Regions from separate parts of the Homo sapiens genome. Here regions 2 and 3 are each linked to region 1. The links are chromatin loops, found by intact Hi-C in ENCODE. Cell type or tissue: CD4-positive, alpha-beta T cell. All regions are shown on one strand.

Region 1 (8,000 bases):
CAATTATATTTTAAGATTCTATGAACCACAATAACATATTTCATAATATGATAATTGCTATAAAAAATAAGGATTGGGAAGCTGAGGTGAGAGGAGGACTTGAACCCAGGAGGTCAACACCGCAGTGAGCCATGTTTGTGCCACTGCACTCCAGCCTGGGTAACAGAATAAGACCCTAACTTAATTCAAAAAAAAAAAAAAAGATTGAGGCCAGGCACTGTGGTACACACCTGTAGTGTCCCAGCTACTTGGGAGGCTGAGGTAGGAGGACTGCTTGAGCCCAGAAGTTTGAGGCCAGACTGGGCAATACAGCGAGGCCCTGTCTCTTAAAAAAGAAGAAGATTGAGCATGGCTGGACAGGGGAAGAAATGTGATTTTAGGTTGGGTGGTCAGGGAAGGTTTCCTTATGCAGATGACAGTTAAGCAGAGATCTAATTACTTAGAAGGAGCCAGCCATGCAAAATTTGGAGCAAAAATATATTAATCAGGGGGAATAGTAAGTGTAAAAGCCTTGACTTGGAAATAAGTTTGGCATGCTAAAGTAATGGCAAGAAAACCAGTATACCTAGAGCATAGTGAGGAGGAAAAGAGTAGAACAAGATGAAATAGGTCCAGAGACCTAATAAGTACCTGTAAAGGGCTGAGATGCTGAAATTTCTAAAGGCAGAGTGTTTTTGAGACTAAAGTTACCCACCAAAGAACATTTTTAAAACTCCCACATTTGAAAAGATGATGATATACACAAATCCTTTCTAGTTTCTATAATACTATTAATCCTTTATTCTGGCCATCTCAGTATATGAACGAGTTCTTGCTGAGTTCAATATTTTGGAAGCTAATCTAACTCTTTCATGAATTATTTTAAATCTTTTTATTTCCTGAAAAATTACTTTTCAGCCTTCTAAATATTAAAATATCTTATTGACATTGCTTCACTGAAAACCAGCCTCTGACTTATTTCTTTTAAAGAGTCAAGCAAAGCATTGTATTCCTGAGAAAAATCACACTCTCCAAGCAGACTCTTATTCTCCTAATTTACCAAAAAGGTGAGTACAATTTTATATATCTAAATGTTGACTAATTGTGTCTGGGAGATGAATCTCATGCTTATACATCATTGTGATGCTAGGAAGCGGCCTGTTTGGGGTATGGTGTCATCATTACGCTTTCTTTTTGTTTTAGTACCACAAAAGCAGCAAAAATGATGAACCAACAAAGGACAAAAATGGAAATCAAAGAATCTTCTTCCTTTGACTTTAGGACTTCTGAAATAAGTGCAAAAGAAGAGCTAGTTTTGCACCCTGCTAAATCAAGCACTTCTTTTGACTTTCTGGAGCTAAATTACAGTTTTGACAAAAATGCTGACACAACCATGAAATGGCAGACAAAGGCATTTCCAATAGTTGGGGAGCCTCTTCAGAAGCATCAAAGTTTGGATTTGGGCTCTCTTTTGTTTGAGGGATGTTCTAATTCTAAACCTGTAAATGCAGCAGGAAGATATTTTAATTCAAAGGTGCCAATAACACGGACCAAATCAACTCCTTTTGAATTGATACAGCAGAGAGAAACCAAGGAGGTGGACAGCAAGGAAAACTTTTCTTATTTGGAATCTCAACCACATGATTCTTGTTTTGTAGAGATGCAGGCTCAAAAAGTAATGCATGTTTCTTCAGCAGAACTGAATTATTCACTGCCATATGACTCTAAACACCAAATACGTAATGCCTCTAATGTAAAGCACCATGACTCTAGTGCTCTTGGTGTATATTCTTACATACCTTTAGTGGAAAATCCTTATTTTTCATCATGGCCTCCAAGTGGTACCAGTTCTAAGATGTCTCTTGATTTACCTGAGAAGCAAGATGGAACTGTTTTTCCTTCTTCTCTGTTGCCAACATCCTCTACATCCCTCTTCTCTTATTACAATTCACATGATTCTTTATCACTGAATTCTCCAACCAATATTTCCTCACTATTGAACCAGGAGTCAGCTGTACTAGGTAAGTTATTTTTTAAAGTTTGCATAGAATTTTAGATTTCATTTTGTTTCTATAGAATAGTTGGTTTCTTCTCCTCTTCCCTCTTCTCCTCTGCTTCTTCTCTTTCTTTCTTTTTTCTCTTTTTTTTCTTTTTTTTTTTTGAGATGGAGTCTCGCTCTGTCACCCAGGCTGGAGTGCAGTGGTGCAATCTTGGCTCAATGCAACTTCCGCCTCCAGAGTTCAAGCAATTCTCCTGCCTCAGCCTCCTGAGTAGCTGGGATTACAGGCGCGCGCCACCACGCCCGGCTAATTTTTGTATTTTTAGCAGAGATGGAGTTTCACCATGTTGGCCAGGATGGTCTTGATCTCTTGACTTCGTGATCTGCCTGCCTCGGCCTCCCAAAGTGCTGAGATTACAGGCATGAGCCACCACGCCTAGCCTGCTTCCTTCTCTTTCTTCTTCCTGCTACTCCTCAAATAAATACATTCCAGGAGTGTTTTAATGCTGTAATAAGTTGAAAATAGCAACATCAAACATAATATTCCATGAAACAGGCAACAATGGAGGCAATCAAGATCTGGTACAGGATCTGTACCAGCAGGAGTGCTTCTAAAGAAGGCACGCCTCATTTCTAGAAATGTATATCAAAGGCTCACAATATACTGTTTTTTAAAAATATTTTTTGAAACAGAATCTCACTATGTTGCCCATGCTGGAGTGCAGTGGTGTGGACATTGCTCATTGCAGCCTTGATGTCCTGGGCTCAACCAATCCTCCCACCTCAGCCTCCCAAGTAGCTGGGACCACAGGGACACGCCACCATGCCTGGCTAATTTTTTTTTTTTTTAGAAATGGGGTCTTGCTATGTTGCCCAGCCTGGTCTTGAAAATCTGGCCTCAAGCAATCCTCCCACCTTGGCCTCCCAAAGTGCTGGGATTACAGGTGCAAGCCACCACACCTAGCTTCAGAATTTACTCTTAACATATAGAAGCAGCTTCCAAAGGAAGAGCAGAAAAAAATTTGATCAATAGCACCCAGATTTTTTGTTGCACAATTATGTGGCTAAAATGAGTTGAACATATTGCTAAAAATTGAATTATCTTCCTGCAGGATTTGGAAGGGGAGAACCTGATTTCTTGCTCTTTTGTAGTAATCTCGTAGATGACAATACATGTTTAGTATTTTGTGTAAAAATTTTATCATATGTATACCTTTACTTTCATGTTTTGTCTCTTTTATAATTCTGTATTTTTGCATATAATGCATATTGTTCTGTTTTACTGATTAGTTTGAAAGTAGAAATGAGCACCCTGTTAGAGATGATGACAATAATTTGATGTGGAAGATGATGAGGGAAAGCAATGAACAAGTTTAACTCCCTTAGGTATATCATCAAATAATTTGTAAAGCACATTCTACATAGATAGGAGGTGGAGAAAACTTTTGCTCTATAACATTATTTATTGTAGAGTTTCTTAATAAATAGTTGTGTAGATCATTTGTAGCTTTGTTGCAAAAATATCTTATCTGGATCTAAGATGTTCCTTCTGTGATTAGATTATTTTATACATTTTTAAACATTTAAATGTATTTTCTTTTCTTATACCTTAAACTTCTCTGAGCATCTGCATCATTAAAAAACAGAGCGAGACTCCGTCTCAAAAAAAAATTAATTAATAAAAACATACCCTTATTTTCAGGGATTGTAACAATATCGTCATGTGCCATCTGGTGGCAGTTTCTTGTAATACCATTTAAAATGTTTAATAAAAACTGAATGTTTGTATAGAAATACAGAAGACTATCCTATACTGTTGTTTTGTAAAATGGAAAAATACCCATATTCTTGAATTTTGTATAGAATGAAGAGATACTGAAATCTTTATGATTTTACCTAATGTATAACTGAACCTTTTACACGTCAAAGCACTTTATAATGTTTTATTATATAGTCTATGTAAAACAAAAGGAGTTATGTAAAAGTTAATTCAAAGCTTCCAAAATTAATATAATATTTTATGTTAACTGATACACCGTGACTCAATCAAAATGTTTTTGAGCTTTTATTTATTTATTATTATTATTATTTTTTGAGACGGAGTGTCCTGCTGCCACCCAGGCTGGAATGCAGTGGTGCAATCTCGGCTCACTGCAAGCTCTGCCTTCCGGGTTCACGCCATTCTCCCACCTCAGCCTCCCGAGTAGCTGGGACTACAGGGGCCCGCCACCACGCCCGGCTAATGTTTTGTGTTTTTAGTAGAGACACGGTTTCACCACGTTAGCCAGGATGGTTTCGATCTCCTGACCTTGTGATCTGCCCGCCTCGGCCTCCGAAAGTGCTGGGATTACAGGCGTGAGCCACCGCGCCCAGCCCTACTTTTGAGCTTTTAAAACAATAAATGTTAAAGAATAAGCAAAAACCTCCTGGGTTTGTACCTTAAGAGAATTTATTTTGCTTTTTCCTTGAATGAACAAGTGTCAACTTTACTGATAATGTTGCTTCAACGGAATTTAAATATAAATTATGGTAAATTTATATTTAATATTAGAATATAAGAATTTCCTTTGGATTGTTCTAATTAACAATTGTTACAATATTTTTGACATTTTGGATAGCAACTGCTCCAAGGATAGATGATGAAATCCCCCCTCCACTTCCTGTATGGACACCTGAATCATTTATTGTGGTTGAGGAAGCTGGTGAGTACAGTTCAGTAAGTATAAAATAAAGTGTGGGATGGGCATGGTGGCTCATGCCTTTAATTCCAGCACTTTGGGAAGCTGATGTGTGAGCCTTGAGTTTGAGGAGTTCATTGAGGCCAGGAGTTCAAGACTAGCCTGCGCAACATAGTGAGACCTCATCTCTAATTTTTTTTTTTTAATTTAGCAGAGCAATAGCAGCATGCATGTGTAGTCCCAACTATTTGGATGGTGGAGGTGAGAGGATCACTTGAGCCCAGGAGTTGGGGGCTGCAGTAAGCCATGATTGTGCCACTGCACTCCAGTCTGGGTGACAGAGCAAGACCCTGTCTCAAAAAATAAAATGAAGTGTGAATTAACTAGATTACTTCTCAGGTCCTTTCAATGTTTTATGTATTATTTGCTGAGCAACATTTGATGTCTAAAAGAATACTATTCTTAAGAACCGAACTATATTCACTTTCTTCCAGGAGAATTCTCACCAAATGTTCCCAAATCCTTATCCTCAGCTGTGAAGGTAAAAATTGGAACATCACTGGAATGGGGTGGAACATCTGAACCAAAGAAATTTGATGACTCTGTGATACTTAGACCAAGCAAGGTCAATAATTTTTTAATGACTCTACTCATTTAGATTCAATAGACTACAGTTCTACTCCTTGTATTTTTAACACCCATCATTCAATAAATCCTAAGCACATACTAAATATAGAACAATGTGCTAGAGGATGTTGGGATAAAAAGGATGTATAAGACACAATTCTTGCCTGTAAGAAGCTTCTTGTCTAGTAGTAGAGATATAGGATGTGTACAAATCTTTATTTTTGCCTATATTTATTATAACAAAGCAAATGTGATCAATGTCATATGAAAGATAAAGAATTTCAAGTGTAGGAGATGCCTCCAGGTTGGAAGTGATCAAGGAAGATTTAGTGAAAGAGGAAACATTTGAGCTGATTCTTGAAGGATAGTTAAGGCAAAAATAAATGTTTCATACTTAAGTAGGAAGCTTGTTCACTGTAGTCATTTGGTAGGCTATATCATGTTTGCTGTGATAATATGTTATAGAGAATGACAGGTGTGCATATTACTTAAGATAAACCTTTTGGAATAGTGTGGTTGATGGTAAAGTCAGAGATGGGGGTGGGAGGGGTTTGTGGATTAAATAGAAAATAATTATTGAAAGTAGGTGTGTCCTGCTTCTGGAGGAAAAATAGAAGTGTATCTAAAAATGTTATGCATTTCTGTATAGTCTGTGAACCAATTCTCTTAAAATTTGAGAGATCAGAAAAATAATTAAACATTTTAAAGTACCTACAATTGCAATGCTGATAGGCAAATATTCTCTGCCTTTTAAATTATAATTCTAATGTACTAGTAATTATTATTGTCATTAATAATAGGCACATATATTTACTTTAACAACTCCCAGAGGAAAGAACAGTCACTCTTCCAATGTTATGAAGTAACTTCAATTTCCGCAACTTACCTCTAATTAAATTTTCAGGGAAATGTTTCAGGTGGGACAGAAATAAGTCAGAAGGGGATCAATTTAGGACTAATTGCCATGGGATATAAAAATCAGTGTAAGAGTGAAAGATGCCATTTCATAATTCAGCACACTTACAAATTAGGAAAAATAGGGTCTACATTTCATAATTATCTCTACAGCTATATTACATATAAGTTCAAAAATGCCATTTTTTGCTTTGAGTTTGTATAATTTGTATACATATTCTTCTTTCACTTTTCCTTTCTTTTTTTCTTTTAGAGTGTAAAACTCCGAAGTCCTAAATCAGGTAAAAATTTCTCTTGGCTTTAGATGACATTTAGCCCTAAGATTGGAAGAATGGTTCGTTAAGTTTAGAGTAATTCACTTCAGGAAGTTACTTGGTTCCCATAATAGCTTCCAGTATTCATTGATTTATTTCTGGCTTTCCCAGACTAGAAATTTTGTAAAGAGCAAGGTGAAGACAGGATTTTAGAATTCTGCTCCTTAATATATAACCTCTCTGAAATAATATATAAAAACTATTTCAGAGAGAATCTTTTAAAACTTTGCAGCTTTTCCACTATAGAGATTTTCCCACTGTTAACAGTGTGATTCAAAAAATTATTTCTGGCCACTTAATTCTTTAATTTGCTGTTGCCTCTCCAGTACTTGTCTGAGCTTTGCCTGTTTCATGCATTGAAGAACAAAAACTAACATTTATTGGGCACTTCCAGGTACTTTGTTTACATTATCACAAGTGGTAGTTGCCCTTAACATATTTATTCATACTGTCATATTATTCAAATACATATACAGATAATATAAAGGTTAAAAAACATGGGCTTTGCCAGGAATTTGAGGCTGCAGTGAGCTATAATGGCACCACTGCACCCAGCCTGTATGACAGAGCAAGATGCTGTCTCTAAAAAACATGACAACAGGCCAGGCGCAGTGGCTCACACCTGTAATCCCAGCACTTTGGGAGGCCAAAGCTGGCGGATCACGAGGTCAAGAGATCGAGACCATCCTGGCCAACATGGTGAAACCCTGTCTCTACTAAAAATTAGCTGGGCGTGGTGGCGGGTGCCTGTAGTCCCAGCTACTGGGGAGGCTGAGGCAGGAGAATCGCTTGAACCTGGGAGGTGGAGGTTGCAGTGAGCTGAGATTGCGCCACTGCACACCAGCCTGGGTGACAGAGCGAGACTCCATCTCAAAAACAAAACAAAACATGACAACAAAAACAAGGGCTTTAGAGTCAGATAGGCTTTAAGTCAAATCCCTGGTCTATGAAGAATTATCAACATGCATAAACTTGGTTAAATTACATACTTTCTCCTTCTATTTTTCTCATTTATAAAAGAATAGAATCCCTTAGATAATTTTTATGAGGATTAAATACAATAATGTCGTAAAGCTTTTAGCGTAGTACTTGTCAAATAAGTCCTCATTAAATATTATCGATTATAATTTTTATTAATCATTAAATAAGCATTTTACTAAGCAACTTCTGTGCACCTTACACAGGGTTAGAATAGGCAGGATGTATGAGAAAGAGTACTACTTAATGCTTATATTCAAATAGAGTAGATAAAATTAATACTCACGTGGAACCACTAAGTGATAATCTGTGTGGCACTGACTGTAATCACCAGGAGTCTGGGAAAACAGGATGGCATTACTGGAGTGGTTAGGAAAGGTTTCGCTGAGTGGAAGAAAGAACTTTAAATAATTTGTATAGACAGAGAGAAAAAAGGAGGGAATTCCAGCAGCAGGGATCAGCCTACCAATGACTCAAAGGTAGAAATGAGCATGATGTGTATGGAGAAAT
Region 2 (8,000 bases), 110 kb before region 1:
GAGGTTGCAGTGAGCCGAGATCGCGCCACTGCACTCCAGCCTGGGTGACAGAGCAAGACTCCATCTCAAACAAATAAAAAGAAAAAAGAAAAAATAACAAGAAATGAGAATTCACAATTTACTTCCATAGTAAAACATTTTCCCTTAACGGACCAATTCCTTAGGAAATTATACCATATCTCCTAAAGTTTGTCTATTTTTAGATACAGATCATATATTACTACAACTCAGATGATTTCCTTTCTAAATCCTATCTTAGCGACCCAGTATGTCACAGCTTCTGGGACCTGAAGTGTTTCAGTCTGAAGAAAGTACTTCAGTGTGTCATGCGTAAAAGTAAATTATAATAGCTCCGAGTAAGTAGAAGTTCTCTTTTAAAATTCCAGTTCCTCATCTTTACTCTACTTTCCTAACTCACAAAGCACATAAGTTAATGAAAGTTAAGTCTCTAATAAATCATTACAGATCTAGCAAAGTATCAACCTTAATATAAAATAAAATTCTTTTTTTTATTATAGAATTGCAAACATACTTTAGCCTAAGAAGCAGGAAGAGAAAATTATACTATTCTTTAAAAAGTTCTTTAGTAGCAATTGGACTACTCTTTCCCTATTATCTAAATACTTCAGTAGTACTTAGTACTTCTCTTTCTCCAGAATCTAATTCACAAGTAACTATTTGCATTCTATTTCCATTCAAATAAACACTTTTACCTGATCATATTCTGAAGCACCAGGATAAAGAGGCCATCCCAGGAACAGCTCAGCTATCACACAGCCCAGTGACCACATATCAATAGCTTCACAAAATGGTAACCCAAGAATAATTTCAGGAGCTCTAGCAAAAACAAAAAATATCAGATTAAAAAAAAAAAAACATTATTTGGGAAAATTAACTACATGACTAAGTCCTGTTTTAGTATTAGCTAAAGGAACATTTATTCAATGAAATGGAAAAAAAATCTTTGGTATACAATCCATCATCTGAAGCTCAGGGCCAGATGTGTTTTGGAATTCAGAATATTTTGAATTTCAGAAAGGTAATGCAGAACACAAAGTACACATTATATAATAATCCCAGTGGAGTTCAGGGCAGTGCACTATAATCAAACACATTAATATTTCTGCAACAAAACATGGAACAGTCATACTAAGTTGGCTAAATAAAGACTTCAAATAGCTTAACAATGGTTCAAGTCAGGTCTTGCCAATTAAATGAATTTATACCAAACTTAAAGAAAAATTTTCATTTATGAGAGCTTTCTGAATTTTGCAATCACAGATAAGGGATAATAGATTTTTTTTATTATTATTCCTAGCACCATTTCAATCATAAAAAAAAAAAATCAATTAAAAGGCCTGGTCAACTGGGCACAGTGGCTCATGCCTGTAATCCCAGCACTTTGGGAAGCCGAAGCGGGTGGATCACCTGAGGTCAGAAGTTCAAGACCAGCTTGGCCAATATGGTGAAACCCCAAATCTACTAAAAATACAAAAATGAGTCAGGTGTGGTGGTGGGCGCCTGTAATCCCAGCTACTCAGGAGGTTGAGACAAAAGAATCGCTTGAACCCAGGAGGTAGAGGTTGCAGTAAGCCAAGATCACACCACTACACTCCAGCCTAGGAGACCCAAGACAGTCCAAAAAAAAAAAAAAAAAGCCCTGGTCAATAAATAACCCTTCATGACAGAAATGCCTTCTGGAAAAAAAAAAAAGAAAAAGAAATGCCTTCTGAAGAGACATGGTGTTGACAGCACACTCTCTAGAGCCAGCCTGTCAGGGTCTGAATCCTAGTTCCATCATTTAATAGCTGCAGGTATATTACTTGATCTCTCTGTGCCTCAGGTTCCTCATCTATAAAATGGAGACAGTAAGAGTTCCCACCACATAGAGTTGTTGTGAAGCTTAAATAAATATATGAAAGCTTTTAGACCAGTGCATGGCACATGGTAAATACTAGTAGGTGTTAGATATAATAACAGTATTATGTTACCATTATTTTAAAACTTTGAACTCTTAGTGTGCTTTTTAGAAATATTCATTAACAGTCCAAGTGAGAAATAAAATGCTAGGGAACTTTAAAGAGATGACTAAGGTAATCCATAACTCAGACGTTTATATATACGAACACATCTAAAATAGAATTATTATCCCCATTACAGAAGAAGAAACTGAGAAAAAGAAAGATTAAGTTATTGGCCTAGAGTCACAGTCAAATAAGTGGCAGAGCTAGGATTTGAATCCCTGCAATCTGGCTCCAGAATTGAGTATATTATATATTACACTGTTTCTCAATAAGTAAAAGTACATACTCATCTATGTAAATTTATATTTGACATGGTGGAATACAAGGGCAATTGTCAAACTATGACTAATTAGGCAATAAGTGGGTTCAAAAAGAAAATAATAGGTAACACTAATAGCAATAATAATAAATGACACATAAATATTGCCTACTATGTGCCATGCACTGTTCTAAGTTCTTTATAAATGTTGAGTCACTTAATCCTTACAACAATCCTATCAAAGTATTATTATGATGTCATCAATTCTAAGATACACATCTTTTTACATGTTAGCACCTCTGAAATTAAGAAGATTCTTACAAATGATGGTATATTTTAGTTTAATGGCAGCGCTTTTCCTTTTTTAAGTGGTACAAAAATAATGTATCTTATAATCAATGGCATGTTAGATTCTATGCAATAAAAGTATTACCTCCATTTTACAGATGAAGAAACTGGCACTAAGAGGTTAAAGTAACTTGCCCAAGGCTACATAACTACTAAAAGATGGTGCCCTTGGCCAGCGCAGTGGCTCACACCTGTAATCCCAGCACTTTGGGAAGCCAAGGTGAGTGGATTGCTTGAGGTCACGAGTTCGAGAACAGCCTGGTCAACACGGTGAAACTCCATCTCTACTAAAAATACAAAAATTAGCTGGGCATGGTGGCGGGCAGCTGTAATCCCAACTACTCAGAGGCTGAGGCAAGAGAATTACTTAAACTTGGGAGGCATAAGTTGCAATGAGTTGAGATCTGCCACTGCACTCCAGCCTGGGCGACAGAGCGAGACTCCATCTCAACAAAAGAAAAAGGATGGTACCCAAGCTATTTGGATCCAAGATTTCAGCTCTTAGGCACTGGATCATCTTCTCCAAATAATTTCCTTTCTTTCTTACAAGTCATGGAATTATAATCTATAAGGACACTCCAGATCCAGATCCAGATCCAGATTCAGATTCCTCATGTTACAGGAGTTAAATGGAAAACAGATCTTTCCGTGAAGAACCATCTAACTGGCCGTGTCTCCTCACAGAATACCCAGGTTTCTCAAACTACTTTCAAGTGATATGTGCTTATTGTTGTTTTGTGTATATGTGCAGGGGGTTGAGGGAAGGCAAGGATTAAGCAAGGAGAATATAATTTCCCTAAATAAGAATATCCCTCCCCATCTAAGCAAACTAGGCATAGAAGAAAAAAAAAATCCTCCCCTAGTATTTATACATAAATAGTGGCCCTTAGAAAACAGTAAATCTGGGGACTCCACAGGGCCTGAAAGCTTTTCTGATCCTTAAATACAAATAGCAGTCGACCCAGGCCTCTTCGGGCTTACACTTTTTAACAGCTATGGGTGGAACCACCAATATCATCAGTTTTTGTAGTATTTAATTTGAACTGTGGTTTTGTTTACCAAAGAAATAACTGGCCGGGTGCGGTGGCTCATGCCTGTAATACAAGCACTTTGGGAGGCCGAGGAGGCTGGATCACCTGAAGTCAGGAGTTTGAGACCAGCCTGGCCAACATGGTGAAACCCCATCTCTACTAAAAATATAAAAAATCAGCCAGGTGTGGTGGCGGGCACCTGTAATCCCAGCTACTCAGGAGGCTGAGGCAGGAGAATTGCTTGAACCCAGGAGACGGAGGTTGCAGTGAGCTGACACAGTGCCACTGCACTCCAGCCTGGGTGACAGAGTAAGACTCTGTCTCAAAAAAAAAAAAAAAAGAAAAGAAAAGAAGTAACCCTCAAAAGTGATATTCCTGTTGCAGGTGGCTAGAGGCACATATTACTGATGGAATTTCAGAGTTCAGTGAAATCTCAACCATAATGGCATGTTTTCAACACTGCACAAGTTTGACAGGCGCATTAATAAGCTAGTAAGACTACCCAGAAACAACATAAAAGCTTTTCTAAAATTGAAAAGGAACAAAATTTTCTACTCCTAGTGAGCAGAATCATTAATTTCCAAGTTCATGACAATGCCAAAAATAGCTGGCAGGGGGAGCACAACTGGCAATGAGCCAAAATAAAAACTGGGTTTAGAACATTCCAAAGCATCAATTGGAGGGCAGCATATTGATTTTGCTATTCCTACCATACTAGAAAGACATTTTAAAGTCCAAAAGGTAGGTCACAGAGAATGGCCAGGCCACTCTATAACTTTCTTCTTTAAAAGGTAGCGATAACAGGCCAGGCGCGGTGGCTCACGCCTATAATCCTAGCACTGTGGGTGGCCAAGGCACGTGGATGGCCTGAGGTCAGGAGTTCAAGTCCAGCCTGGCCAACATGATGAAACCCAGTCTCTACTAAAAATACAAAAATTAGCTGGGCATGGTGGCAGGCGCCTGTAATCCCAACTACTCCAGAGGCTGAGGCAGGAGAATCGCTTGAACCCGGGGGGCAGAGGTTGCAGTGAGCCAAGATTACGTCAATTCACTCCAGACTGGGCGTAAGAGCGAAACTCCGTCTCAGAAAAAAATAAAAAAGGTAGCAATAATATATGATAACTGTCTCGAGCTTAAAGTTTTCTGGGAAATTAAGGAAAATATCACTTCCACAGCCCCCAAGTCCCATTTAATTAAAAAAAAAAACTGAAGATTAGCTGAAAGTTTTTTCATTTGGTCTCACCCTGCTTTTGGAGTGACAAAAGCAGCTAAGGACTTCCAGCAAAAGCTCAGTCAAAACAGCAACTCTACCGTATCTACCTTATAAAAAGGCAAATAGCAAAAGGAAAAACAAAAAAAGGAAAGCAGTTTAAAAAAAAAAAAAATACGGCCAGAAACGGCGGTTCACACCTATAATCCCAGCACTTTGGGAAGCCAAGGCAGGAGGATCACTTGAGCAGGAGTTTGAGACCAGCCTAGGCAACACAGCAAGACCCAATCTCTACCAAAAAAATTTAAAAAATTAGCCAGGTATGGTGGTGCATGCCTGCAGTTCTAGCTACTCAGGAAGCTGAGGTGGAAGGATCACTTGAGCCCAGGAGGTCAAGGCTGCAGTGAGCCATGATTGCGCCACTGCACTCCAGCCTGAGACCCTGTCTCAAAAACAAACAAAAAAGCAGTAAGGCTGCTTAGTTCACTGAGGGTTTTGTATTATTTGGGCCTATAAATGTTAGACTTACCCAAACTCTACGAAGCAAAAAGACAAGTTATTTTCTACTTTACTGAACAGTAAGGCATCACTAGAGCAGGTTTATCTCTAAGGACTGAATACTTTAAACTGTGAATCCAGATTATAATTATTAGAATTATTTTCATTACATCTTTCCTCTTGGCCTCCTTATTTCTTAATCCCTCAATATAAACTCTACAGACACGTAAAACTCTGGTTCTACCTCATTTGTGTAATAAGGAAACAGAGTTAGATAATTACTCTTCTAGGTCCCTTTCCAGCTGTAACATTCCAACAACTGGGCAGTAAAAAAGGTTATCTACAGAAGCACAGGAAAGTGAAAGAAACTGTTAAAAACTGGCAGTGTTCACTTCAGTAGGAAAATGGCATTAATTGTGCTTTGAACATGGCAAGTCTCCTCTTTGAAGACACATCCCATCCTTAAAAAACAAATACTAAACAGGCTCTGGTTATTACAGCTAAGTGATAGAAACAACAATCCCTGCCTTTTGATTCCCCAACTTCAAACTTCTTTAAGTTGAAAAATTCTTCCAACCAACATTGTTGAGGTTAATTTCACTGGCACCCAGAGCAAGCTAAGGTTAGGATCACTTAACACAAATCACTCTGATTATTTTCATGAACATTTTCGTTTCTTTCTTCCTATCTCAGAGACATCAAACCTACTTACTTACCAATTAGAGAGGTTACATAAAACCTAACTTCCTGCATCAGTGGCTTAGGTGAAACTATATTTTGACTGCCAGAGGAAATTAGATTATTTGTTTGTCTAGGATAAATGGAAGATACGTTTTCCTTCTCTAGACCTTTTCCTTCCGTAAGTAACAAAGTGATTCAGCTTGAAATAAAGGCTGGCTAGTTTGTTCAGTAGGGAAAAACATTCAGCCTGTAAGCATGGCAAACCTTTGTCTCTAAAACTCAAGCCCGAAAGACAGGAGCTTTGCTTGGAGTCTGTGCACATTTACAGTGAGCCAGAGAGTAAAGTATATTATTTCCACTGCCTGAATCATTTAGCCATGCCCAGGGCCAATGGACACAGCAAGTTGGCAAATTTATGTGAGCTGATAATACTGGCATATTATCAGAAAGACAAAGCAAGGTAAACTAAAAAGGTGGGTAAGAGAAGGACTAGCTTTGGAGTCAAAATGCTTCACCAGCCAAACAGATTTCACAGAGGTTTTTTGAAAGACAGAAGGGTGAGGACTTAATGGACTCTAATATGGCAACAAAGCAACATCAAAGAAGCTTAAGAGGACCACTGCGGGTAAAACTAGTGATAAAGAAGGAATGCCTGAGCTGCTGTTCCATCTGCCTTAGGCTCATTATCAAGTATTACTGTGACACAACAGAACACTCATGTTAAATCCTAAACACTGTCAAGCCCTGGGCACTGAACTTCAGTATACAGAGTAATTACTCAGTAATACACAGAATGAACTCCTGTTTTTAAGAGGCAAACTTAGCTCCACTTAAAATTATAGTCAACAACTATATTGCAGTGAATTTAAAGAAAGCTTTGTCGAAGGGTAACTTTGAAGATTTGAAAACCTTAGTTTCTATAAAAAACAAAACCAAAATGAATCAATTGACAGCTTAAATTAAAAGGATAAAAAATACAAAGATCAGCAACCTAACACTGAAAATTATTCAAATGAATTACACATTACAGAAAGCTAAGCAGCCAAATAATTCATTTTATTTTGTATTAACATGCCCCAATTATAACAAAGCCAAATAATTTTTATCTCCTATTGCTCTCCCTTTTTCAATTTAAAAACTACTCTGTTATCACAAGAGAATGCACTTTGTCTTTGACAGGGCAAACAAATAGTTAAAGAACACCTGCAGGCACAGAGTCAAGACAGAAAGGAAGAGCTGATCAGCCCTCTTCCTTCAGCTGTGGTCTGCCTAGTCCCTCCTGAGGACTCAAAATGGGATGCTGCGCTGAATTCTTCAGTGCACCTGTAGAGTATGTTATATATATGTTATGTTGGTGTGGCTGGTGGTGAGACTGCTCAAAGGAGAGCATTAAAAAGCAAATGTAGTTGGAACCTAAATCTCCCAAGGCATAAATAAATAAATGGAGATGACATTCTTAAAGTTAGCCAAGGTTGCCTAGGGCAGCATAAAACCAGAAAACAAAGGCTCTAAGAGTTTATTTACCTTACCTCAAGTAAAAAATACCAGTTTTATAAAACTGTGAAAAGATATAAAGAAATAAGGATGGACTGACTTACTATTAAGCTGTCAATACTACCCAAAGTCATCTACAGATTCATCGCTATCCTTAATAAAAAGCAATTATGGTTTTTGTATAAAATAGAAAAACCCATCCTAAAATTTATATGGACCCTCAAAGACCCCAAATAGCCAAAACAATCTTGAAAAAGAACAAAGTTGGAGGTCTCACACTTCCTGATTTCAAACTTACTACAAAGCTACAATAATCAAAACAATGTGGTACTGGCATAAAGACATATATAGATTAATGGAATAGAGAGCCCAACATTGAAAATGGGAAAGCAATAGAAGATAAGAATTATTTGTATATATGTTCAAATGATTCCAACAAGGGTGCCCAAACCACC
Region 3 (8,000 bases), 130 kb before region 1:
TAGGAAAAGTTCACATGGAAAGATGATTCAGTCCTTGGCCTTCCAAATTGTGTATCTTTTCCCCAGACTGCTTTCCAATTTACTCATTGATTCCTTTTTACATAATCATTAAGCAAATACATTTAACTATATAAGTTCCAGTGAAAATAAGCACCATGCTGGCAAGAGTTTCCAGGGACAAGAACACCAAAATACAAAAGACATTTTACTTTTATAAGCCCTTTATCCCAGGATTAAATTTCACTCTGTAAAGTAAAATAAAAACATCATAAAATGCCCTAGATTCAAAGTGGCAGCAGAGACAAAGGACCATCATAAAACCAGGACACACCTGGTGTACATGCCCAGATGAAATGATTTGCTCTTCCTCAATTTGGCAGCTACTTGCTGCTTCATATCTATATTATATGTCTATACAATATTCCAAATGCAAGGCAACATATCTCTCAAACTGGCACAGTTTTAACTATCAGCTGTAACACAGACTCACTTGGAAGAGACTGGAGCTGACTGCTTATTCTTCTTCGAAGGGAGGGAACTGGATTGTTGTTGTCTGACAACATGGGCAACACCAACATTCAGAGGCTGAGCAGTGGCCAATGTCACATGGTTAGTCAGCAAGGATGGCTGCTGCATGATAGTGCTGTACTGGTTGCCATGAGAGTGGGCATTCCTGTACCAACAGAAAGAAAGAGAAGAGTGAATTCCAAAACCACTGAAGAATCAGGACCAAACAGACATCAAAAGCAATTAGCCAAAATGCAGCTGCATTTTATTTTTTTAAAGTTGAGCACCTACCATCTGATAAGGGATTAATAACCAGAATACGTAAGCAGCTCAAACAACTCTATGGAAAAAAATCTAATAATACGATCAAAAAATGGGCAAAAGAATTGAATAGACATTTTCCAAAAGATGACTTACAAATGACAAACAGGCATATGAAAAGGTGCTCAACATCTCTGATCATTAGAGAAATGCAGATCAAAACTGCAATGAGATATTATCTCACCCCAGTTAAAATGGCTTATATCCAAAAGACAAGCAATAATAAACACTGCCAAGGATATGGAAAAAAGGGAACAATTGTACACTGTTGGTAGGAATGTAAGTTAGTACAACTATTATGGAGAACAGTTTGGAGGTTCCTGTAAAAACTAAAAATTGAGCTACCATATGATCCAGCAATCCCACTGCTGGGTATATACCCAAAAGAAAGGAAATCAGTATATCAAAGAGATACCTGCACTCCTATGTTGCAGCACTGTTCACAGTAAGATTTGGAAGCAGCCTAAGTGTCCATCAACAGATGAATGGATAAAGAAAATATGGTACATATACACAATGGAGTACTACTCAGCCACAAAAAGTACACGTTGTCATTTGCAACAACATGGATGGAACTCAAGATCATCATGTTAAGTGAAATAAGCCAGACACAGAAAGACAAACCACATGTTCTCACTTATTTATGGGATCTAAAAATCAAAACAATTTAATTCATGGACATAGAGAGTAGGATGGTTACCAGAGGCTGGTAAGAGTAGTGGAGGGCTAGTGGGGAGGTAGGGATGGTTAATGGGTACAAAAAAAAAAAAAAAAGAATAAGAACTACTATTTGATAGCGCAATAGGTGATTATAGTCAGTAATAACTTAATTGTACATTTTTAAATGACTTAAAGAGTGTAATTGGATTATTTGTAACTCAAAGGATAAATGCTTGAGGGGATGGACACCCCCTTTTCCATGATGTGCTTATTTCACATTACATGCCTGTGTCAAAACATCTCATGTACCCCATAAATATATATACCTAGTATGTAATCACAAAAATTAAACATTAGAAAAAAAGAATTTTCATTATAAAAGATAAAGTTGGGGACCTAGATTACAAGGCTTTAGGATCTCACTGTATGGTTTCTAATCACTTAAGACTCTCTTTAAAAAATCTAGAAGAAATGATTCCTGACCTTCAGAACCTACTGCTTTCCTATATTCAAAGTTTTCTTATAACACCATCTCCTAGCCTGATATGGGTTCTTAAAGGATTCCAACAGTGTCAAATTTTCCTTTATTTTCTTACTAGTCTCTCTCCTTATTACCAAGTGCTCCCACCCTATGGGATCGGCCCTTACAAATCTCCCAGAGTAACACAGGACACTTGCCTCCAGTCAGCTAGCTGCTGTCCACTCCCCATGGCCTCTGGAATCATTGCTGTGGGCTGGACAGAGTTGTGTAGAGCTACCCCAGGCAACTGTTGCCAAGTTGAAGGCAGGAGAATTTGCTGAGTCCCTCCAGGCCACGCCTGCTGTAAGGAAACACACATAAAAAACATCCAGACTTGATTCATTCTTGGCTTTTTCTTCTGTTTTTTTAAAGAAAGAAAAATTCATATCTTAAAAGAAGTTGCTTGTAGATTGTTAACTTGCAGAGATTAAAAAAGAAAGGTCAGAGGGGCTCAAGCTACAAGTCTTATGAATGGGGAAAGAAAACATACTGCTTTCTCTTGCTCACCCCCATAACCTGACCACCCGGGTATTAAAGAAAAGAAGATCCCTGCGGTTAAGAGCTTCTATTATACTGTAGAGAAAAGGAGTCTGAGAGTTCAGAGATAAGAGCTGGTTAAATGCTGGAGTTTCATTTTTGCAACAATTCTAAAATAAATCCCTAGAAAGAGTTAAGAGGACTCCCTGGAGATTAAAATTTTTTAATCTGACTGCCAATCAGATAAGGTATCAGATCAATTCAACCCATAAAACAAAAGGCAGAACTGTTCCCTTTTTTAAAAGGGTAGTATTTGGAAAATGGAGCCAGATGTGGATGACCAAAGGCCTAATCCTTTTGGGGAAAAAATCTTATGCCAGCAAGAAAAAGCTAACTTCATCATTTATAGCCACATAATGGAATTTCAAAATAAGGCAAAAAGTAAGATGTTTTAGAAGCAGAAAGCATCATACTTTGTTTCTAATAGTTACCTAAAATATGTTTTTATGTATCATTTGCAGGAATATTTCCACATAAAAACTAATCACTACAAGAAAATACATGATTTCTAGTTTTAAAAAAGCCATGTCACTTGCAATAAACTGAGCAACAAATGTTTTCTGTACTTCTTCCTCACAGAAATTCTGGCATTTTTTGAAAAAAAAAATGGGAACGGATTTGGAAGTTTCCTTTTTAAACTTGAATTCTGCAGTACAATTACCTACAATGCTTGGGTACATATGGTTCTGTTTCTTGAATTTCAAATTGCAAGGCCATCAACACACTGTTTTAAAAATATTTCTGCAAGTAACAGATCTACTTGTTACAAATACTGGTTCCAAACAAGAAGCCTTCAAAGCAGAGAAACTGCAAACACGTCTGCTACCATAAGCAGAATTTAAAACAAAATAAAACAAAACAAAAAATAAAAGAAGTATGTTAAGTCACACCATGCGTCTTTCCATAAGCCAACACCTGCACAAGACAAAGCATGTAGTTTAATACAAAGCAAGAAATAACATTCCAATGTGAGGCAGAAATCTGGCGTTCCAAGCGACGAACTGTTTTGACAGAGGAAGAACAAAAATATGCAAAGCTTAGCAAATGGCTAGTGCAAACTTAAGAGAAGCAGCAAAGGAGAAGTGTCAACTAACATTCCAACCTCGAAACTACAGATGAGTGAGTTAAAACCATTGGCTTGGATCAATCAAGTTGGAAATATATCTGACTCCCTCACACTCAGGTTTTCTGCTTACAAGAAAATTAATCTGGAAGTGACAAAGACTTTTAAAATGAAAACCAAATTCCAACCAAAGTATGTTTCTGGAAGTGTTTTCACTCACATGAATACTTAAGAAACAACAAAAGAAATTTAAAGCAACTTTGAAAACAGAGAAATAACAGGATTCAATAGTGCCTTTCAGGTTTTTGGATGCTTACCTAATTTTAAATTTCAAATGAGAAAATGCTGGATATCCAATAAACAATTCTAACTCCCCATATAAACCAAAACACATCCAAAAAATCACTCTTAAGGTTACAAATCCTGAAACACACCTCAAAGTCTTGGTTGTTTTTTCTATCTCTAAGCCCAGTACTACAATTGCAGCTACATTAAGTAACTATTCCCCATGACTTTTAATAACAAAGATATTGTATTTGCATAGTTTGTTGGCCATACTTTCAACCTTTGTATAAAGACCTATTTGTAAAATAATTAATTCCTCCCAAAACTCCTAAAAATGTGTCCACTTTTAATTTCAACCAACAATATGACCTACAATATGATCTACATTCTAAAGGGAATATCTTTAAATGTAAGATATAAGCTGCCACTGATCATGAGTGGCAAAAAGAGCTATCTTCATGTGTCCATAGAAGGATGGTTAGTATCAACTGAGAAAGCAATAAATTAAGAGCATCTTAAGCATTTCCACATGCAGAAAAGTTTTAGAACCTTAAAACAGCAAAAAAAGGAGAAAGCTATCTTGCCAACGAGCTCAATTTTGGCCATCCGGGTACCTGTAGCTGAGCCAAATTAAAGGCCATTTCCTTCATTCTCAAGGATCAGAGGGTAAAAGGCAGAAAACAAGTAACAGTGTTGAAGCTCTTCTGAGGCTACATCGAGAGCTTTTATCACACTAGGCTGGCAAAGAAGAATCAAGGGATCTGGCTCCTTACAGAGCCACATAACCATCAGTCAGACAGTGCTACAGCAAATGTTGGGGAGGAAAACAATGAGACATTAAAAGATGTAGCAAGAACACAGCCACAAGATGGCACATGCTTCCATGCCCTCTGCAAAGACTAAGCTAAAAAATTTTTTTGAAAAATAAACCAGAAAAAAACAGAACAAAAACAAACAGGAAAAAACAAAAAAGAAAGAAACCAAAGAAACTCCGTTAGTAACACAATCAAGTGAGGGGAATTACCAGTACAGCGGCAGTCTGTTCAACCAGCGCCGGCCGGCCGGCTGCGCAGCTCAGAGTAAAGGGCACCGCATACTGCGGTGTGATGGTGGCTACTTGAGGGTGGAGAGTTGCTACCATTAGTGGTGTACAGCTTCCCTGAAACGTAGATTAGGCAGGTGAGTGAAACAAACACGGAGGCAGGATATCTGGATTCAGAAGGGTTCTCATTCCCCCCAAGTTATTACTGACAATGAACAGTAATTTGATAGCATCTAAAATGCATATACCAAACACAACTTTCCCCCTTCAACTTTGTATGGCATTGGCCCACAAAGTCAAATGCCAATGGCCTAAAACAAAGAAGTATAGGAATCCTCCTTGGGCTAGATTCAGGGGATCAGTTCTATGAAACAGAGACATTTATTAAGAATTCTTCCTCCTGTTCACAAAATAGAGTTTTTGGATTTGAGAATTTCCTATGTGTCATAGGCCACAAACATTTATATATAAAATATAAAATATACTGTTTGTTGCTATTTAAATACTTTACAATTTTCTCTATCATCTTAGTCGAATGTTCCATAGCAAGTATAAAGTTTTAAAGCTTTCTACAATCTGGTTAAACACACGGAATGAAGGAATGTAATATGTGAAGAGGCATCCTGATGTGATCCAGCCTCTCAACTGTGATGAAATTCTAAAAGAGTGAGCAAAAGGGACACAAAGGGTGCAAAAGTGGAAGCTTATATTTTAGAATCAAAATGCTACATATATACTTATCTTTATATGAGCTCCAACATTTAAAAAACAAACAACAACAAAAAAAAACGCTTCACCCCGCAAAATTAGAGTAAACTTACTCAGAAGACCATTTCTCAAGAATGTCTGGATATTTTTTCCCTGCAAGTCTAAGGAAGACAATGGCAGAGTTGCAATAGTGTTAGGAATTAGTATATTGTTCCATAGAGATGTTTCATTTTAAGTCCACTGAATCATGACCAAGAAAGATCTTATAGTCAAAGGAAATACCATTTTCTAGGACAAAATATCTGAATCTCAATAGTGTTTAGCAATACTGAGTATCCACATTGCTCTAGCTTTTACCTGCGTGAGAACTCCTGACTGAATCTGTAGTGGCTGAGCAGCTGGTGCCTGGGGTACAATCGGTACAGCATTATCCATCCTCACAGGGAATCCAGAATGCTTTGTTGTTGCTTGTAGTCCAGCTATTGAAAACAGCATCACAGTTAAATAGTTTTGCAAGGTCTGGGAGTACTGTTTTAAGATTATTTTGTTTTCAGCTTCTCTGTTCAAATAATCCACTGTTCAGGTTTTAATCCTAGACACTTAAGACAAAGAAGTTTCATTCATAGAAGTCTTGGAAGTTAAGAAAAGGGAGACTTCCCCTCAGGTTAGGTTAATGGAAAGATGTTTGATATAGTGAGGGATGGTTTAAAAGAATTCTAAATTTTTTTTATGCTACAAAATTTAAAACACAATATTCATCCCATCTCCATTAAGAGTACAGGCAAAAACAAAAAAATCTTCACTTAGTAAATTAAATTCACTTTCATTTTTTTTTTTTTTTTTTTTTTTTTTTGAGATGGAGTCTCGCTCTGTCACCCAGGCTGGAGTGCAGTGATGCTATCTGGGCTCACTGCAAACTCTGCTCCCAAGTTCAAGCGATTCTTCTGCCACAGCCTCCCAAGTAGCTGCGACTACAGGAGTGCGCCACCACGCCCGTCTAATTTTTATATTTTCAGTAGAGACGGGGTTTCACCATGTTGGCCAGGCTGGTCTCGAACTCCTGACCTCATGATCTGCCCATCTTGGCCTCCCAAAGTGCCGGGATTACAGGTGTGAGCCACTGTGCCCAGCATTATTCACTTTTTAATCCACTAGGTGGAAAAAAAACTTGTTTTTAAAATTCTAATCTTTAAAAGCAAAGGCTTAAGTATAACTTTTAGTGAATTAGATAAGAAAGATTACGAAAAGCTCAATAATTTATAATCTAAGTTACCTTCTTATTTAGAATGCTTTTCCCCATTCCTCAAAAAATATAACCTAGTCCATAAATCAGTCATATATTTTATCCTTAACCAGGCATGAACTGAAAAAAATTATGCCTAGGATAAGAATATTTTAAAAGCAGACATTCTGGTTTATAGAAACTTGCTTCAACTTATTTTAGAAATCTACTCTTGTCATTGACATCTAATAGGGCTCTTTTGTAGTTAATGGACAGCTAGGAAAATCAAGAATTCTTCTTTGTAACAGTGCCTTTATAACAATAACCATGTCTTCTTTATCTTTTTATTCATTATGCTCTTAGAACAAATGTTGAATAAATCTTTCCTACAAATAGACCTCCTGGGGAAAAGCACAACTAAAGACAATTCTTTTTGTCAAGACTTGAGAGCCTTCAGTTGCTTCTGTACTTTATCGAAACTTGCAACATAAAGAATTTAAGTTGCTATTATATTTCCAATTCACTAATGTCTGCAATTTTGTTAAGTGAGGATATAAAGATTTTAATTAAAGACTACTTAGGTGACATTTTCTCAACTATCACCAACTAATTTCTCTTAATATTACTATGGAGGTATCAAATGAGCATAACTCATAGACCTAACACTGCTGTTTTCAGCAAGTCAGTCTTCTAATTTTCCACTTCAGTAATTTATGAGTAATTTAATAACAAGTTGTCATGAAGAAAAATACAATCCAGCAACGTACAAAATAAGAGGGCATAGTAAAATCAGAATTAAAACACTAACAATATCTTTTTTTATATAAAAATAAAAAGTAACAAATTCATATATCAAGATTAAAAAGTTGCCAGCCATGCTTCCGTAGGCAATGTTATCCAATAAGAAGGCTAAGCCACACAAAATTTTTGCCTATAGTAGGACATGGATACATGCCTAACTACAAGACATTGGTATTGTATAATAATAGCCTCCTACAAATTGGTAAAATTTAGGAGGAAATGTTCACTTCAGAAGCTCATCTATAGCCCCCAGGGTGATAAAGCGAAAGGTGACAAAATTACAGAATAATAGTTACCACTAAGCAAAATGTGTTATCTATTTTGGCCAACCAGG

The links. A loop is a pair of places that touch in the nucleus more often than their neighbours do. Peaks named below come from ENCODE experiments on the same cell type or tissue, not always from the same donor. Only the 100,000 strongest peaks of a DNase experiment are listed, where the experiment ranks them.
Region 2: a loop joins it to region 1, with 4 times the contacts of the local background. A loop is called at or near these places in 18 of 110 quality-filtered maps.
Region 3: a loop joins it to region 1, with 4 times the contacts of the local background. A loop is called at or near these places in 36 of 110 quality-filtered maps.

Annotation. Positions count from the first base shown.
Region 1 is chr1:113,831,590-113,839,589 of GRCh38, reverse strand. It overlaps PTPN22 (protein tyrosine phosphatase non-receptor type 22), which reads left to right. Exons shown (of 21, transcript NM_015967.8): 12 at 970-1,046; 13 at 1,183-2,000; 14 at 4,597-4,680; 15 at 5,151-5,281; 16 at 6,452-6,479. All of the region lies in intron 3 of AP4B1-AS1 (AP4B1 antisense RNA 1), which reads right to left. Among named protein-coding and RNA genes, the nearest start is that of AP4B1-AS1, 23 kb to the right of the region's middle. In CD4-positive, alpha-beta T cell, CTCF peaks have their summits at 3,498 and 3,698 (motif pointing left); a DNase peak (open chromatin) is centred at 3,699.
Region 2 is chr1:113,945,603-113,953,602 of GRCh38, reverse strand. It overlaps HIPK1 (homeodomain interacting protein kinase 1), which reads right to left. Exons shown (of 16, transcript NM_198268.3): 3 at 714-837. Among named protein-coding and RNA genes, the nearest start is that of HIPK1-AS1, 20 kb to the right of the region's middle. RefSeq lists a silencer at 1,610-1,810. In CD4-positive, alpha-beta T cell, a CTCF peak has its summit at 4,278; DNase peaks (open chromatin) are centred at 4,292, 6,133 and 7,311; H3K4me3 peaks cover 1,255 bases; H3K27ac peaks cover 3,373 bases.
Region 3 is chr1:113,960,439-113,968,438 of GRCh38, reverse strand. It overlaps HIPK1 (homeodomain interacting protein kinase 1), which reads right to left. Exons shown (of 16, transcript NM_198268.3): 9 at 6,001-6,122; 10 at 4,918-5,052; 11 at 2,167-2,309; 12 at 491-673. Among named protein-coding and RNA genes, the nearest start is that of OLFML3, 15 kb to the left of the region's middle. In CD4-positive, alpha-beta T cell, no CTCF peak of the experiment used is centred here; a DNase peak (open chromatin) is centred at 4,738.